2 separate regions of the Homo sapiens genome follow, and region 1 is linked to region 2. Evidence: chromatin contacts called from ENCODE Hi-C or POLR2A ChIA-PET data. All regions are on one chromosome and are shown on one strand. Each heading gives the region's core, a stretch centred on a gene start or an enhancer-like site at or near the end of the contact. The rest is flanking DNA. Distances are from core to core; before and after follow the strand shown.

Evidence for each region. Hi-C counts contacts between places; a loop is a spot of excess contacts on that map. ChIA-PET counts read pairs that join two places held with the same protein, here RNA polymerase II (POLR2A). Pooled maps may share reads with other maps.
Region 1: a loop to region 2 is called in a map with no recorded cell type, with 2.5 times the contacts of the local background. The contact joins two enhancer-like sites. A Hi-C loop is called at or near these places in 1 of 37 single-sample maps with no recorded cell type and 1 of 50 pooled maps. POLR2A ChIA-PET finds 5 or more read pairs at or near these places in 1 of 52 experiments (activated naive CD4-positive, alpha-beta T cell).

Annotation. Positions count from the first base shown.
Region 1 is chr4:23,918,906-23,925,347 of GRCh38, reverse strand. It overlaps a transcript of PPARGC1A not described here. Among named protein-coding and RNA genes, the nearest start is that of PPARGC1A, 32 kb to the right of the region's middle. Within about 2 kb of position 4,472, at least 2 of the 41 ENCODE cell types and tissues checked have a DNase peak (open chromatin) inside an H3K27ac peak, as active enhancers do.
Region 2 is chr4:23,332,063-23,339,143 of GRCh38, reverse strand. It overlaps LOC105374524 (a long non-coding RNA gene), which reads right to left. Exons shown (of 19, transcript XR_007058437.1): 15 at 6,652-6,815; 16 at 5,618-5,718. All of the region lies in intron 2 of LOC105374523 (a long non-coding RNA gene), which reads left to right. Among named protein-coding and RNA genes, the nearest start is that of PPARGC1A-AS1, 430 kb to the left of the region's middle. RefSeq lists enhancers at 4,609-4,838, 4,899-4,948. Within about 2 kb of position 5,048, at least 4 of the 41 ENCODE cell types and tissues checked have a DNase peak (open chromatin) inside an H3K27ac peak, as active enhancers do.

The DNA of each region.
Region 1 (6,442 bases), core at 3,223-5,722, 590 kb before region 2:
TAAACACATGGCCTGCGGGGATTGGTGTGCAGACAATTTATCCACTTACAGATTTATTCACCTATTCATTTTTGTATTTAGAGCAGGGAACCCTAGATTGATTGATAATGACAGCTCATTGGTAAAAATGACTCTTTCAATGACCAAAGTAATTGTTTCCTCCAGTCGACAATGGGTCAGTAAAAGATCACTCAAATTGAGAAGATTTTTAGAAAAGTTAATTAAAAACAAAATGCTTTCAGACCCATATTTTGTTCTCTAAGTTTGCATTTTAGAAGAAAATTGTGCTTACACGTTTCTTCTGAGGACACTTGAAGGTTTGTCTCCTAAACGCTTTAATTGTTACAGTAGTTCATACTTTTCAAAAGATAATGTGTGTTGCTTGAAGCTGACATATTCTGATCTTATGCACCATGAATCCATCACTCTTCTATAAAAGAAAGGAAAGTGGGGGTAGGAATCCACCTTTCTCCTGTTTGGTGTATGAAGGGGGACAGAGCAGGAGAGAAATAAAAACTGTGCAGGACCAGTGAGCTATGCCAGGAAATCACATCCTGGCACACTTTGGTGATGCAGGTGAGGGGAGGAATTCAATAAGCAACTGTGAGGAAGTTGGTCATGTCTAGGCATGGTGCTGTATGGAGGTTTGTGTATGCAGAAAGTAAACTCTGAGATCCTTCTGCCTGGACACCTGTCTAAGAAAAGAAATGGAATGAAAGTTTTTTCGAGATGGAGTCTCGCTCTGTCACCCAGGCTGGAGTGCGGTGGTGTGATCTCGGCTTACTGCAACCTCTGCCTCCTGGGTTCAAGTGATTCTCCTGCCTCAGCCTCCTAAGTAGCTGGGACTACAGGCACCACCATGCCCAGCTAATTTTTGTATTTTTAGTAGAGATGGGGTTTCACCCTGTTAGCCAGGATGGTCTCGATCTCTTGACCTCATGATCCACCCGCCTCGGCCTCCCGAAGTGCTAGGATTACAGACACGAGGCACCACGCCTGGCCTAGACACTTGAACATCTACTGTGAACACTAATTGTTCCGTTCCTTCAAGGAGTGCTGACAGTCCCCCCAAAAAAGGGAGTGAGGAATCTCATAGGAAGGATAAGGCAAAGCATTTGTTTTCATAGAGAGGGTTGCCAAGAAGTTGAAGACTGGCCCATTTGGAGTCCTAGTTGATTTTCAGCAACATGCAATGAATTTGATGGCCAAGCCAATCTCCTGTGACTAGTTATTTTCATCACAGTACCACTGTAAGTGATTCAGCATGGCCTGGTATCATTTCTACCTGTGCCCAGGAGAGGCCAGGGCTGAGCCAGCATGGAAATGGAATTGCCCCTGCCTCCTGGGCTCTGAAAAGGCATCTCTCCATAGGAAAGAGTGAGCATGCAGCCCAGCCCAGAAGAAATGTCATGATTTCTCCTTGTACTCTGGAGTGTAGTCCTCTCAAGGAAAATGACATAGCTTCCACTAGAGCAAAAAGAATGAGAATATAAAGAAGGTATTGAGGGTGGAGGGAGAACTAAGGGAAAGGAAGTTGGAAAATGATTTCAAAAGTTAACTTTTGGGGAAATATTTTATCTCAAGAAAAAGAATGAGTTTGCCCTCTTCCTTTTCCATCTGAGGAGGTCAAGTTAAAATTTTGTTTCAGTACAATTGCAGCATTTTTGGAATCTATTTCTAAATATATGCATATCAGGGTACATTCCCTTCCTTTGTATTCTGACAGCTCTTTGATGTTACTTCTTTTTTAGCAATCATTTCATTCTTTCTTTCTTTTTTCTTTTTTTGCATTTTTTGTTGACTGAGTAGTTTCTCCACAGACTTGTGAATTCCTTGTAAGGACCACCCATATCTTATTCATTGTTTTTTTGGTCTACTAGCATGCTGTCACTGGACAGTAATATTTCTCATATTAGGCACTCAATTGTTGAATGAATGAATAGGTGAATAAATAAATCAGTGATTGAGCACGTGAACAGGTTGTGAAAGGAACAAATAATGGAATTGGATTGTTTTCAAGTGGGTGAGTCAAGCATACAACCACGTTTCTGTTACCTCTGCTGACCTGCATATAATGTAAGGCCCTCAACACAGTTCCATACCTGTCTGTCCACCTATTAAATGCCTTCAGTAATACTTTCCTCACACTCAAAACCATGGCAAGACTCAGTTGTTAGAGGTAAGGAGCCCTAATATCGTTTCACCAAAAATAAAAAAAAAAAAAAAAAAAACAAGCAACAAAACCCAGTGTACTAAAGGCTCTATTGTTTTTAGAAAAAAACAACCTGGGGTTGTACAGCATCAGAGGAGTTAAAGGCAGCCAACAAAATGAAAACAAAAGCTCCTGGGGAAAAGTCAAGAACTAGAAAATGCAATAGTTAGCTGATAAAATGTCTGCTTCAGTTTCGGCCAACTTCCTTGAACCTTGCCCCATTGCAGTGGCCCCCAGTTGAAATGGCAAAGAGGTGTCAGTGATAAATCACCTTGCCATGAAACAGCACAAACTTTAGTAAATTGCGTGTGGAAGCCAGAGTGGGTACAATAGTGGTGTAGCCCGGGTGAGCCAGCAGGCCTCCAGTGGCGCGGAATATTTATCCCTCCTTAGCCACGGGATGCCTTCTGTTCATTCATAGATGGAAAATGAGTTGGGCGTTTTCATTGAAGCATTCCATTGTCTCTGTCAGGAGTAAACCAAACAAACACACAGAAAGCTAAGATGCCAGCAGAAACCTCCGCCTCAGACCCAGAAAGTTAAAGCCTTACCCCATACTACTGAAATAAAGCACTGCTCTTACTCTTTTTGTTTCTTACATTATGAAACCAAAGGAAAGTGAACTAACTGAACTAATAAAACCAACTCTCTTAAAACATGATGGAGTTCATCTTAGCTATTGTGTGAATGCATCTATTCCACTGCCATTTCTGGGGGAAAGAAAGGAGGAGAAACGCTTCGATGGTTATAGAAATTCAGACCACACATAGATGTGTACCTGCATATTTTGGCAAGAAAGTGAAGTTGTCTTGGAGATGTTCCTTCCTTGATGTGATGGGATGTTGAGGACTCCTGGTCTTCTGTTGGATACCAAAGCTAAGCAATAGACTTTGCCCCAGCTGGAATCAATTTCTCTTTGAGTGCCAAGCACCCAGTCCATTAGAGGTCTGTGTCTAACATGCCTAACATTTCTGCCTAGCACTCTCTGGAAGGATCTTAGGTGTTTGTGTAGCATTTCCCCTTTAAGACTGCAAATTCCATAAGGTCAAAATCCATCTCTGATTATCTGGGCATTTTTTCTCTGCTCTGCTAACCTTCAAGCATGCATAATATTTTATGAACATTGTGCATATTCAGTAAATGTTTGTGGAATGAATGAACGAATGAATGAATGAATGGTATTATTCTCTGTCCCTGGGTAATAAGCAAGGCTTGACCATGTAGAACGTGCTCTCCGACACTTGTAGTACCACACCATAATTTTGGGGCCAAGAAGAGGTATTCCGTTTAGGTGAATGCCATGTTTCCTTTTAAACCACAGAATCATTATTATTTTAACTTTTAGGATTGAGCCTTCATTTGAAAACTGAGTCCAAATAATTTCCAACTCCCAACTAATCCACGAAGTATGCACCAGTAAAACCACACTTGCTTTCAGTAGGCTCCATGTACCTTTTCCAATACATTCCAGGAGAGCCACACACAAAGTGCGCTTGTCTCGTTAACCCCTCCCCTCCCACCTGCCTGTGGGGTGTGAGCATTTTCAGACAGTTCTATTGTCGCCAGTGAAATGTCAAACAAAATGGTGTTCAGTGTGCCTGGGGGCTTTACATGATGAGCTGCCTGGCACCCTGATGTCTGCTGTGTAGTGCATTTTTAACGTAAGGGCAGCCAAACCGAATCCCATGCCTGGCTCAGGCCGAGAACTGGAGACGCTGGAAGAAACATAGTTTTAAATTACAAGGTGTTTCACCCACATGCATTTCTCTTTGTGGTAGACTTTCTCCGGAGTTGAAGAATCCCTTCACATTCAATTCAATTCTTTTATACTCCCTGTCCCCTGACGCACACACACACACACGCATGCACTTGGTTATCCGAGGACAAGAGTTGAGTTGTTTACTGTTTTCCCAGGGTACAAAGTCTTAAAGAGTTTAATTGTGAATGTAATCTGAAGAATCAAAGTCAGCCCCATTCCTCAGAAGAACGGGGTGAGTGTGGGAGAAAGGAATTGTTCGCTTTGCACTGTGCTCAAAGTGGTGTAGCCCACTCCTTTCCCTTTGAGAAAGGTGGTAGGAGTGGGTGGGGGGTGGCACGGGAGACTCAATTGTCCCTTTTATGGAAGAACCCCCAGTCCTCTGGGTTGTGTCCTCTAGCCTCCTTGCTGTTTACTGGACGGGCAAGCCCAGGCTGGGTCCTGCGGCTGGTATATCCTCAGCAGAGATGGGAGTTCTGGCTGGAACAGGCTCCCCGTGGCTGAACTGGTTTGAAGAATGGGAGGAACCTCCCTGCTACTTCCAAATAGGAACCTGAGTCTGTCCTGGCTTCAGTCATTTCAGTAGCAGGGCAAGCGCTGACACTGTAGGAGATGGAAGATAATGTAAAATAATTCTAGCAAAACACTGTATAATTTCCCCTTTTCTGAGTTTAGGGGAGGGTGAGGATTATAGAGCTGGGAGGAAGAAAGTTGAAGTGGAGAGAAGAAAAGACAGGGTTTCTCATAGTCAACTTTAGAATTTCAGGGAAAATGAAGCTTTGAACTGTACAACTATTATGCCTGAATTAAATCACCCAGGGGTAAAAGGCATTTGCTGGCCCTGTCATGGCTACTGCTTCCTTCAATCCATCACCAAGCTGCTGGCCACATAGAGTTTTCTGCAGTCTAGTAGTTAGTTCAGTGGTAATGGATGACAAATTGAAATTTTGACCACAGTATAAACAAACTACCATTATAAGGACTAATATAGATATTAACCTTGGATTCATTTTTTTAAAAATTAGATAGATCAAGTTGTAGCAGCCAGAGGCTCTTTTCAGGGAAAAGACCTGGTAGTTTATGGAGCTAGTTCATCACCTGCCATGGCAGAATACAGTCCCACCGGTAGAAGCTTCCCTGTACTTGATCTTAACCCATACTGTTATATTTATGATGTTCCTTTGAACATTTTATGTTTTATCTTTTTAAAATCAATAGATAGTTTCTGACAGCTTGTGATGGGATTTCTTTATGCATACCTCTCTTCTTGCTGAGTTAAAAATCACTGTCTCTAAGATTATTTCATTTACATTTGCTCCTACGTGGACCTCAAGGGTCAAACAGAACAAGTCAGATCTTTTGGATCTTTGCTTTTTTCATAGCCTCTCACTCGACACTGGTGATTCTTGCTTCCCTTGTCCCATTATCTTGTTGAATATGCTGGCTTCTGTTATATCCTCTTAGCGGATCTTTTATTAGCAAGAACCTTACTGCACTGGCTTGATTCTTCCGATTTGATCCAAGTTTCAGGCACTCTTTCTTTGTCCTCTACCTGCTCTCTATCTGTATGTTCTGCTAAGCTACTTTATCTGTGCATGAAAAAGGGAGAACATTCTGTCAATAACAATATTTTATCTAGGGCTCCTGACCAATTAGTGTAAGGGCCATCACTCAAATCCTATTTTCTATTAGTAAGAGGATGGACTTTTTTTAAGGGCTGAAGCAAGAGGAGAGAATCACCATTCATTTATTGGGAACTTAGAAGAGAGAGTAAGCAAAATCTGAGCTGCCTCTTAAAGGGATTCACAATTCACTTCTTTTTTTTTTTTTTTAAGAACTACTCATTTTATTAGATGAAAAGAGATATTTCAAACTCCAAAGTCCTCCTTGAGGCATAATACCTTCTAAGATGTGTAAAATCATAGGATGGTAGGTTAATCTGGGACTTGGAGACTTTGTGTTGCCATCTCTATATTTTAGAGATGGGGAAACTGAGGCCCAATGTATTTTAATACATTGATCCAAAGTTGTGCATGTGGTAAGTATGTGAAGCCGAATTTTTAGGGGTTTGAGACTAATTTTTTTTCTAATGCAATTGACCACAGTAGAAACAAACTACCATTTATAAGGACTAGTATAAACATTATCCTAAATGTATCTGTTGAGCACTTTTGATATAGCTAGGAGTATGCTTGGTGCTATACAAGTTAAAACAATGTGTATGTAAAGTTGCTGCCCTCAGGAGTTTTACATTATTTTTTTCAAAAATAGGACCTATCCAATTGATGAAATTAGAGAAGGGTGAGGCTTGATTTATAATCAAGTGCTAGAAGGTGCAGTATGGATAGGAGAAGCACTCAATGTTAACCATGTTGGGTCATGGTTTATAAAATAGATGGGTCCTAAAATAAGTCACAGAGAACCAGCAGAATAAACAGAGAGACTAGTAGAGGACAGAGAAGCAGGGTTTGCAT
Region 2 (7,081 bases), core at 3,799-6,298:
CTTTCTATCCTTTTTGTTTGTAATTAAGCATTTTATGTACTTTCATTTTTCTCTCCTTCTTTAGTACGCCTTTCTTTACTGTTTTTAGTAGTTACCCTAGAGTTTGCAATGTAAGTTTACAGCTAATCAGAGGCCACTTTCAAATGACACTACATTTCTTCATGGATAGTGCAAGTACCTTCTAATAACAAAACCATTCCAATTCTTCCTTTCTGTTCCTTGTATCATTACTGTCATTTATTCCACACATATAAACATGAATATATAATTGAATATATTGTTGCTATTATTTTGAATGATATTATCTATTTAATCAATTAAGAATATAAAATAAAACATTTTAATTTTACATTCACTTATTTTTTCCTTTCATGCTCTTCCTTTCTTTATGTTAATCTAAGTTTCTGACCTACATCAGTTTTCTTCTCTCTAAAAAACTTTTTTAACATTTTTTTTTGCAGAGAAAATTTATTGGCAAAAAATTATTTCCATTTTTGTTTGAGAAAATCTATATTTCTCTTTCACTTTTGAATAATAATTTCACAGGATAAAGAATTCTAGGTTGGCATTTTTTTTCTTCTTAACAACTTTTCCTCACTTTTCACGTTCTGTGTGCATGGTTTCTGAAGAAAAGTTGGTTGGATGAAATTTTTTCTTTGCTCTCCCATAGTTAAGTTTTCTTTCCTTTTCTCTCTAGCTTATTTCAGTTTTTTCTTTATTTTTGATTTTCTGTAGTTTGAAAATCATATGCCTCATGTTAGTTTTCTTGCATTTATGCAGCTTGGCTTCTCTGAGCTTCCTAGATATGAGGCTTCGTGTCTGAGAAAATCCTTAGTCAATATTGTTTTAAATTTTTGTTGTTGTTGTTTCTTTCTCTCTTTTTTCTCCTTTTGGTATTCTCATTAAGCATATGTTACACAGTTGGCAGTTGTCCCACAATTCTTGAATATGTATTCCCTTTTTTTCTTTTTTTTTTTCTTCAGTTTTGGTGGTCTTTGTTGATATATTCTTAAATTCAGAAATTCCTTCCTTAGTCATGTCTATTCTACTAATAAGCCCATCAATGGCATTCTTCAATTCTGTTAATTTTTAATCTCTGGCATTTCCTTTTTGTACTTTCTTAGAACTTCCATCACTCTGCTTATATTGCCCATTTATTCTTGTATGAAGTTTCTGTTATCTATTAGAGCCATTCGCATATTATAGTTGTTTTAAATTCACATCCTGATAATTTCAACTTCCCTGCCATATAAGTCTGGGTGCTAATGCTTTATATCTTGAAATATTTTTTTGACTGTGGGCCATGACATATCGTGCGAAAGGGATGGCTGTAAATAAGTCTTTAGTAATTTGGTGGTAAAGTGCAGGGTGGAGGGAAGCATTCTGTAATCCTATGATTGATTAGGTCTTAGTGTTTCCCTGAACCTGTGCCTTTGGACTGTGATCTTCACATGTGCTTCTCAGCCCCACCTTAGGTGGAACAGTGTTGGCTAGAATAGGCAAGAGTTAGGTATTTTCCTTTCCCCAGGTCAGTTAGGCTCTGAGGAAGCCTCAGCAGGTTAGGCTCTGGTTAAATAGTTTCACTTGAGGGCAACCTTCCTTAGGAAGAACAGAATGCTCGGGCTGATTTAAAATTTTTTTTCTCCCCCTGCTGGAAGCATTAGAGAATTTTTCCTCTGATACTCACCCTGAGAACCTGGTGGAGCATCAGAAGGTAAAACTAACAAAAGTGCATGGGGGCTCCTGAAGGCTGGGTCCCCTATGGTTTTTATCTCTCAGAGTTGTCCTCATGGAGCCTCCAGCTCATGAATTCGCAATTCATTAATTACACTTCAGGTTTTCCTAGCCTGGCACTGGTTCCTGTGAAGTTGTTGCTGGTGGCTTTCTGCTCCAGTAAGTTGTGATTCTCTGTTTTTGCCTCTCAGTTTCTGCAATTTGGGGGACAGTGGTTTGCCTTGGGCAAATTATGCATCAAAGGATCGCATGGACAATTTCTGTTATGGATTTAACAAGAGTTATGAATTTTTTAGTTTTTTCAGCTTTTTATAAGTTGTTAGAATGGAGTTGCAACTTCCAAGCTTCTTCCATGCTGGATTGTTAACTAGAATTCCTGCGCATATCTTAGAATTGACTCTATAGATGGTCAGTTCTTTGAGCACAGATACTGTGTTCTTTATTCCATACATTCTTTTTTTAATGAGATATTCATCAATTACCAGTTAGTTACTTGATATTGTTCTAGGTGCTGATGATACTGTAATAAGCATAATATACATAAAGTCTGTGCCCTTCATGGATGTTATGTTTTAGTAATGCAAACAGGAAAAGTAAACATACAAATCAGAGGAAAAATAACATTATTAATGATAAGTACTTTGAGGAAAATAAACCAGGGCCTTATAATAAAAACTATCTACAATAGAGGGTAGCAACGTTTGATGTGAAGCATAAAAAACAAATGAGAGGTAGCTATAGGAAAACGTGGTTGGAGAAAATCCCACTCTATGCCCTTACTACCTGTGTGACCTTATGCAAGTTACTTATTCTCTCTGAATCTAAGTAAGTTTCAATAGGAAAAAAGTTAAGATTTATAAAGTACAATGCCTAACTCATAAAACACTCAAAACTGTTGCTATATCATTATTACCCCATTGAGACACTTGAATTTTATTTTAATTCCAAAGCAAAATCATTGACATGCTTTCAGCATGGGGGCTCTTGAATCCCTAATGATGCTTAGCATAATGCCTGCTAAGTAATTAGTTTTATAGCATATTATTTTCTTTCTGAAATTTTCTAAGTGATGTTTAGTCAATCAAATTATCTCTACATACTTAGAGATCAGCTACTCCATGTATTACATGGCTACCTGGTCTACAGTTTCTGCTGGAGATAATTCAAAATAATTTTAAGACATAGACCTTGATTTCAAATATATTGTCATTAATTCATGAATAGAGGACTTTTATAAAGTTTATTTTTAGTTCTTTTTATAGAATGTATCTAATTGGCTCCTCTTTCTTGACTAGTGGTGATAATGTTGAAACACTTGAAAAGTGATAATGTTGGTAAAAAATAAATAGTAATAGTCAATCATATGGGATTGATTAAATAAATTATAAGCATGAATACTCCCACCAATAAAAATTGGATTGTATCATAAATCATGATGGGGTAGATATCCAAAAAATAAATTTTAGGAAAATAAAACAGGTTATTAAAATTCTCGAAGAAAATGCTTGAAAATGCCAACAGTGATTAAGTCTGGGTGGTGGGATAAGATGATTATAGATTGGTTAATTTCCCTTGTCTCAGTTTGTTTTGTGCTGCTGTAACAGAATACCTGAGACTAGGTAATTTACAAAGTACAGAAATGTATTTCTCATAGGTCTGGAAGTGGAAAAGTCCAAGATCAAGGTACCAACAGGTTTGGTTTCTGGTGAGGGCCTGGTCTCTGCCTCCAAGATGGCACCTTGAATGCTGTCTCCTTCAGAGGTGGAGCAATGCTGCTTCTCACATTGGTGAAGAGTGGAAGGGAGAGAGCCCACTCTCAAAAACCATTTTATTGTGGCATTAATCAATTCACGCAGGCAAAGCTCGCAAGACCTAAACACCTCCCATTAAGCCCCCTCTCCCAACATTGTGGCCTTAATGATTAGGCTCTCAACACATGAGTTTTGGAGGGGACAAACATTAAAACCATAGCATTCCCTTCTGAATTTTTCTGTACTTTCTAAATATCTCAAGAAAAGTATCCATTAGTTCCGAATCCACTAAAGCCAATTAATTACAAACAAGATTAAAGAAGAAAGGAAATTCACAATCACTACAAAAATAATTAAAAGAAAGTAACAGCAGATTATATAACAGGATATATACTTAGGCTAAAATATGAACCATTATTTCAGTTAAATCTTCATATTTTCTATGGTCTTAGAACAATAGACTTTATTTTGAAGACATATAGGGAATATCCTCTGGTTATTGCCTAACCTTTCTTGACCCAAGATCACCTAGACAGAAAATGATTTGACGACATACTTGTTCCAAAGGCCATGCCTATTTATCTACACTGCACTATGTCTGTATTTATGTCTTCAAAATAGTCTCGAAGATGATGGGAGACATGAGAAGAACTTTCCATTCCCTCTGTTTCATTTTACTCTGCAGTGCCCTTCAATCCCTTCCAACTATACTGAGTCTGTACTTCTGCTACAACTGCTTATGCATAATTGTTCTCACAGACGCTGGGCCCCTTGAAGCTGGAGAAATAGTCTAAATCAGTCTCTGGTATCTCTGAGGCCTAGAGCAGTGCCCAGCCTATCAGTAGCATATAAATGTTTGTAGAATTTATTGAATTGCTGCATTTTCTCCCACATTTCCTCTACGTGTCAGAAGTGTCAGTGTTGCTAAATTCTTCAACTCTGAATTTCAAGAGAACCCCAGAGCCATGTTGCTCATTTCCCAATGGACACCTTTATCTTGTACTAACATTTCAAGAATTGCCTTGCTTTCTGGCTTTTTTTCTTGTTTAGAAAATTCTGGCAATGAGTTACTTTAGAAAGCAGCCCAACCTCTGACAAAGTCTTCTGTTTTCTGACCTGTAACAGAAACTAACTCTCAACAAAAGAGCAATTCTCCACCTGCAGGCCTAAGCACGGAACTTTAATGTAAATGACAATTGCAGGAGCCCTTAGAAAGGAGATGGGGAGGAGGGTGAGGTCATGTGACAAGATTTCTACTCTGTGTCAGCCCTTTTCTTTGGCATTTAGATGAGTTGAATGACAGGTAAAGCTTAGGGCTTAGGCTGCCAGGAACAAAAAAAAAGTGGGTAAATTTAATCATTTGCTCTAGTCTTTAAATATCCTGTACAGCTTTCAGGCACAAAGCAATCTTCCTACAGAGAAACAAACCCAGGATGTGGTTACAACGTACTGTTCTACCTCTTTGTGTTAAAGTGCCTTAATGATCAGGAAAAAAAAAAAAGATTTGCATGAAGGCTTTTTATGGAAAGCACTTAACACAATGGTTACGCAAGACAAACGTCAGCACAAGTGGATATAACTGATATGATGAGTCATCCTATGTGGTTTAAAGCCACCACAAGTGAATGTCTTTTAATTCAGCCTACATAAGCCCAGAACATCTTTTATAGGACTTTGAGGGTATCTATGGCATTGACAAGATACAATTAGCTCCTTGACTGAATCGTAAGATTGAAGGACAGTCTGATTTAAAAATGATTAAGGTGAGTGGCATATGGATGCCAAAGCTTCTTCTGAAATCAGCCTTGGTGATTTGTTTTTCTCTCCAGGTATAATGTCATAACACACACACAGACACACACACACACATACATACACTCAAACGCATAGTGACATCACCTTAAGATCTGAGTAATGTAGGCAGGATAGAAATATAATTGGCCACAATATTGTCTCATGTAAGCACATTAGTGATGCTTACTTAATCTTTTGGCATCCAGTCATTCTCTGGAGTAAGAAGTAAGGCTTTCTGTTTTAATTTCGTGACTCGAATTTGGAAACAATCTTTGCTCTTCGAAGAAAGGTACAATATAAGATTTTATTATTATACTGATTACATATTTGATAATTACCTGGTCTTATTGTCACTAGTATGGCTGTCATTACACATTGATTATAGCATTTCTTTCTGTTGACATCAAACAGGACCTCAGAATTCTTCTCAGCAAAGTGCCTGAAGAAAACACGGTAAATCAACTGGAATGACCATGTGAAATAAAGTCTACCTACTTCTCATTCACAGCACATATCAGACAACCTAATAATCAAGGTTATGATTTTCAGATATCCACTTTATCCAAATGAACATTTGGTAACATTAGGTTCTGCAACAGCAATTAATACAGGGACTCATTTAAAATTGCTGCTACCTTGTCTTTCTGATATTTTAATGGGTTGTCTTCAGTTCATACATTCTTTTTATTTCCCATTTCTTATAGAGCCCAGTTATAAGGCCCATTGTAGTATAATCAATAAAAAACTGTTGACTGATCAATTAATAATGTGATGATTTGTCTAAAAGCTGCATTGGTAGAAAGGAAATAATTTTGTACTAAGAGTGAAAACATTTGAGTTCTATTCTTTATATCTGCAAGTAACCATGGTTGGAAAACGTGTTTCAACTTCTCTAAAACTCAGTTTCCTCATTTCTTAAAATAGGGCAATAAACTGGATATTTTCTAAGGCTTCTCCCATTAGAAAATACAGTAATTATTCTGAGATATGTGCATGAATAGGTATCTCATTTATTTTAAAGTAAATAAGGTACCATAAATATCTATTTTCAAAGATAAAACTCTTCTTTATCTTTCCATTTCCATTCTCCCCATCTCCAACACTTATTTTCTCAATTTACTTGGAGCGTACAATATTTAGGTAGGGTGTGGCTCTGAGAAATAGTAAAAACATCCCCTCCCACACACATCCCGTAAAACACACACATATGCACTCACATTAGTGAGAGGACCAATGAAGGAATTCCCTTGAGTTACTGATTTCTGCAAATTTGACTCAGTTTTATTCACTACCAAAAGGAGCTATTGGAAACCTTGTAATCTCACTGAACTCGCATTCAAGGAAAATCTCTCTATTTCTCAATAGTTCTTACCATTTTTGCATATGCTATTCACTTTGAAAAAACTTTCTCCAGGAAAATTCCTATGACTTCTAGACTGAGCCAAAATGCCAGCTCCTCATTGATGCATATGTAATTCTCCTTGTCAGTGTCAGGTTCTCTGTCTGCAGTGATTTCTTAGCACTTTAATTGTGCCTCTGTGGAAGAAGTTATATATTGTAATTTAAAAATATCTGTTCATGTTTGTTTCTCCCAACTACTTAAAAGCAGTCACATTTTAGGTACATCTAGTTTATCTTAAGGAGCTGTATTAGACTGGCTCCTTTAAAATTCTGGAGTCCACTTAATATCCCATTTCAAGGTAAGCCCCAGAATGCTTTTCAGCAGCATTCTTGACCTCTCTATTACTATGAAAGCTAGACTCTGACACTTTCGCATGTCAAGTCCAGAACTCCCTAGAGAA